Linked DNA regions of Homo sapiens: region 2 is linked to region 1. A link is an interaction called in ENCODE POLR2A ChIA-PET data of the cell type or tissue named here. Cell type or tissue: MCF 10A. All regions are shown on one strand. Region 1 overlaps LOC105373903 (a long non-coding RNA gene). Region 2 overlaps FARSB (phenylalanyl-tRNA synthetase subunit beta).

Evidence for each region. ChIA-PET counts read pairs that join two places held together with the same protein. Peaks named below come from ENCODE experiments on the same cell type or tissue, not always from the same donor. Only the 100,000 strongest peaks of a DNase experiment are listed, where the experiment ranks them.
Region 2: POLR2A ChIA-PET joins it to region 1 with 5 read pairs; 3 of 35 experiments call an interaction of 5 or more read pairs at or near these places.

The regions. Positions count from the first base shown.
Region 1 is chr2:222,755,626-222,758,125 of GRCh38, reverse strand. All of the region lies in intron 2 of LOC105373903 (a long non-coding RNA gene), which reads right to left. Among named protein-coding and RNA genes, the nearest start is that of MOGAT1, 85 kb to the right of the region's middle. In MCF 10A, no CTCF peak of the experiment used is centred here; a DNase peak (open chromatin) is centred at 955.
Region 2 is chr2:222,639,706-222,642,205 of GRCh38, reverse strand. It overlaps FARSB (phenylalanyl-tRNA synthetase subunit beta), which reads left to right. Exons shown (of 17, transcript NM_005687.5): 4 at 1,275-1,344. Among named protein-coding and RNA genes, the nearest start is that of FARSB, 15 kb to the left of the region's middle. In MCF 10A, no CTCF peak of the experiment used is centred here; no DNase peak of the experiment used is centred here.

The sequences.
Region 1 (2,500 bases):
ACCATACCTGGCTAATTAAAAAAAAATTTTTTTAGACATGGGATCTCACTATTTTGACCAGTCTCAAACTCCTAAGCTCAAGCAATCCTCCCACCTCAGCTCCCAAAGTGCTAAAGATCACAGGCATAAGCCACTGTGCCTGGTGAATAATGTTAAGCATAAAAAGGAAGAAAGCCAAATTAAAATATATTTGTAGGCCGGCCGGGCGTGGTGGCTCACGCCTGTAATCCCAGCACTTTGGGAGGCCGAGATGGACGGATCACGAGGTCAGGAGATCAAGACCATCCTGGCTAACACGGTGAAACCCCGTCTCTACTAAAAATACAAAAAAATTAGCTGGGTATGGTGGCGGGCACTTGTGGTCCCAGCTACTCGGGAGGCTGAGGCAAGAGAATGGCATGAACCCAGGAGGCGGAGCTTGTAGTGAGCCGAGATGGCGCCGCTGCACTCCAGCCTGGGCGACAGAGTGAGACTCTGCCTCAAAAAAAGAAAAAATACATATATATATATGGGATTAAAATATATATGCCATAGCAATTGCTGAACTGCCACCCTCTAGAATGGCTTCACCAAGGAGCATATCTTATTCTCTAATTCAATTGCGGAAGCAAATTCAACATTCAATAAACATTGACTACAGCTGTCTTCCAGCCGGGCCCTGTGCTATGCATCAGGGATTAAAATGCAAACCAAAAAGCATGCATGAGAAAAATTCATGAATCCCTACACTCATAGATCTCACAGTCCTGCAGGAGACTTTCAGCTTGTAATCAGCACCAAAATCAAGGTGGATGTACAGTCCTATAGAAACGAAGATATGAGAGAAGACATTCCATCTACCTGAGATTAGTCAGGAAAATACGTTGAAAAAGACGCTTAGAGTGAAGGCATGGAGGACTTTCCAGTAGCTTGCTAAGGGATGGAGGTGGGGGCAGACATTCCAAGGAGGAGTAGTCATATGAAGAGAGGCACATCTGCAGGACAGGGTGTGACTTTATGGATGACTATGCCCCAGGACAGTACTGATAGGAAATACTAAAATATGCCAGTGGTTACCCCTTGGCTCTGGGATTAGTGGTGAATCAATTTCAGCTTCATCATTCCCTGTCTTTTCCAAAATTTAAACAAATAGACTTAAGTTATTAAGGAAAATTATTGCAGTTGTTCTTTTGGTTTTGTGTGTGAATGGAGCATTTGGGAATATGGCTAGGAAGTAAAGAGGTCAAGATGCTGAGGGTGAGAAATGATTCTGAAATAGAGACTCTGGTTAGGGCAGCCTCAGAGTTCCCTGAGTTGAGGAGACTGGCCTCTGTCTGAGAACAATGGTTCTTAACGCTGGCTTAGGTGCTTGAAAATACAAATGCCCAGGCCTCACCCAGCCCAATGAACAGAGACTCTGGAGTGGGATTCAGTCCTGGTAATTCCCCCAGGGTAGGCTCTTAAGCAAAGGGCAGGTACGGACAGACATGGACACCCAGGAATGTGTGTGCAATAGTGAGAGATGCTGGAGGCTGAAAGGGGAGGAATGAGGCCAGGAGGGAAAGGGGCAGTGCTCAGAAGAGCAGCAGCCAGTGACATTTTGGGGCTATAAGAGGTAGAAATATGCCAGATGAAGGAGAGGGGAAAGGACATTCCAGGCAGAGAAAACACTGCACAAAGGCATGGAGGTTTACAGGAAGCAGGAAGCAATGTTTTGACCAGAGCAAGGTGCAGAGAGGACAGGAGGAGACGAGTAGGGTGAGGTTGATGACAGTGGGTTTAGTTTATTTTTAAAAAAATCTTTGCAGCTGGGTGTGATGGCTCATGCCTTTAGTCCCAGCTACTCAGAAGGCTAAGGCAGAAGAATTTCACTTGAGCCCAGGAGTTCAAGTCTGCAGTGAGCTATGATCACACCACTGCACTCCAGCCTGGGAGACAGAGTGAGACCTCATCTCAAAAAAAAAAAAAAAAAAAAAAAAAGAAGAAAGAAAGAAAAAAATCTTTGCTATTAAATCCTTAGCTTCTCAAGATAGATTTTCTTTTTTGCCACTCATCAGTTATGTGCATGGCTATTGAGTTATTACTGATTTTCAAATTATTTCATCTTTCAAGTTTCAGTTTTATGGATACTGCAGTTAGTTCTCATTGGCCAATGCTTATAGTCTATAATTTGCTTAATAGAGATAGGCTGTCACTCTGTTGCCCAGGCTGGAGTGCAATGGAGCGATCTTGGCTTACTGCAGCCTGGAACTACTGGCTCAAGTCATCCTCCCGCGTCAGCCTCTCAAGTAGTCAGGACTACAGGTGTGTGCCACCACACCTAGCTGATTTTTAATTTTTTTGTAGAGACAGGGTCTTGCTATGTTGCCCAGGCTGGTCTCAAATTCTTGGCCTCAAGTGATCCTCCCACTTTGGCCTCCCAAAGTGCTGGGATTACAGACTTGAGCCACTGGGTTTTGCCCATAATGTTAGTATTTAAAACAACAGAGTCTATTGGTCTAGAGCAGGGGTTTTCAGCCTC
Region 2 (2,500 bases), 120 kb after region 1:
AACATGGTGAAACCCCGTCTCTACTAAAAATATGAAAATTAGCCAGGCATAGTGGCGTGCACCTGTAATCCCAGCTACTCAGGAGGCTGAGGCACAGAATCGTTTGAACCTGGGAGGTGGAGGTTGCAGTGAGTCGAGATTTGCACCACTGCACTCCAGCCTGGGCAGCAGAGGGAGACTCTGTTTCAAAAAAAAAAAAAAAGATAGAGGATAACAAATATATACAGTGAAAAAAATGAACAGCTATTAAAAATTGTTTTTATTTTTGATTACTTCTTCATTATCTGGTCAGCTGCAAAAGAATAAGAGTTCTAACTGATGGGCTAGATTCTGAAATTGTGAGGGTTTAGGTGAGTGATGGGTATTGGTGAAATGGTGATAATTAGGCATTAGGTTAAGGATGGTTAAAATTTTAGAGTTGACTCAGTTGGTTTCCTATGGGACAATCAGATGCTTTTATTTTAGGATCAAGGATAACTCCTGAGAGTTCGTTTCCCAAACCTGCCCAGTGAGAATCTGTATTTTTACCAGTCACCTTGTGATTTTTATGATCAGACAGAATTAGGAAAGCAACTTAAAATGTTTTCTACTTAAAGTGAGTCCATGGACCAGCAGCATCTGAATCACATGAGAACTTACTAGAAATGCAGTCTTAGTCGCCACCCAACACCTATTAATCAGAATCTGTGGTTTAACAAACTCCCCAATTGATTGTAAGCACATTGAAATTTGAGAAGCACTGCCTTAAAACAGTAGTTCCCAACTTCTCCCTATGATAAGAGTTCCCTAGAGATGCCTTCAAAATGCACCATTTACCAAATCTTTGTCTTCACTTATTTTATTCAGTAGGGCCAGATGGAACCAGGGAATCTGTATTTTCCATAAGCTCTGTTTCTTCCTAGAAGCTCAGAATCTCATGGTTAGAATAACTATCATAACTTAAAGGTTATCTAATCCAGTCCCTCAGCTGATGTTGAAATGCTCCTTAAACGGTTGCTCAGTTAATGGTTTGTAGCCTCTGCTGGGATGCTAGTGATAGGAAATACATTACTATGAGGCATCTTATGTCATTTTTGGACAACTTTAAATGTTAAAAAGTTTGTTAGTTTTTTTTTTTGTTTTTTTTTTTTAGTGTTCAGCCAAAATTTGACTTGCTGTAACTCAACCCATTGCCCTAATTCATTTTGTATACTTCCTATATACAGCATAGAATGTAATTATTTTATATAATGTCTTGATTAATTATGAGTAAATTCATTTAAATATTATTTTAGGATAAAGGCTCCAGTGTATAAACGGGTAATGCCTGATGGAAAAATCCAGAAATTGATTATCACAGAAGAGGTAATAAGGACAAATTCTTATTTTTCTTTTAAAAATTTTCTTTTGTACATGTCTGTATAAAGTGGGGAGGAAAGAGAAACAAAGCTTACTCTTTTTTTTTTGTTTTGAGACAGGGTCTGGCTCTTTTGCCCAGACTGGAATGCAGTGGTGCAGTCTTGGCTCACTGCAACCTCTGCTTCCCAGGCTCAAGTGATCCTCCCACCTCAGCCTCCTGAGTATTTGGGAGTACAGGCACACGCCACCACACCCGGCTAGTTTTTTGTATTTTTTAGAAATGGGGTTTCACCATGTTGCCCAGGCTGGTCTCATTCCTGAGCTCAAAGGATACTTCCCCTGCAGCTTCTTGAGTATTTGGGAGTACAGACACACGCCACCACACCTGGCTAATTTTTTGTATTTTTTAGAAATGGGTTTTCACCATGTTGCCCAGGCTAGTCTCAAATTCCTGAGCTCAAAGGATCCTTCCCCTGCAGCTTCTTGAGTATTTGGGAGTACAGGCACACGCCACCACACCCAGCTAATTTTTTGTATTGTTTAGAAATGGGGTTTCACTATGTTGCCCAGGCTGCTCTCAAATTCCTGAGCTCAAAGGATCCTTCCCCTACAGCCTCCTAAAGTGCTGGGATTATAGCTGTGAGCCTCTGTGCCTGGTCCAAAGCTTACCCTTCTAAAAAATGTGATTTTCTTTGATCATTTGCTAAAATGATTATATACTTAGCCCCTAGCCCTTAAAAAAACATTTTTTTTTAACCTAGGAATGAAAAAGAACAAAGCCTTTGCTTTCCATAAATAATTTTGGATAATAATATCCAATGCATGTTTAAAACACATTTGAGATATAATTGTTTAAATTGTGGAACATTAATGAAATTTTAAAAGATTTTAAACTTTTCAGAGGGGTTGTTTGGTAAATATATGAATTATGAGCAAACTTTTTCTCAATTATTTAATACATTTTCAGAAATCTTACTGAAATATAAATTCTGTGAAGGTAGTGACTTTTTCTCTTGTTTACCACTTTATTACTTGTTGACTGAATAAATTAATATATACTTGTTTGAATGAAAATGTATGCCAGTGGCAAGAATGCAGCTACCTTCCTATTACAAGATATTACAAAGAAAAGCCTTACTGTTTGCTATCTCTAATGATATTA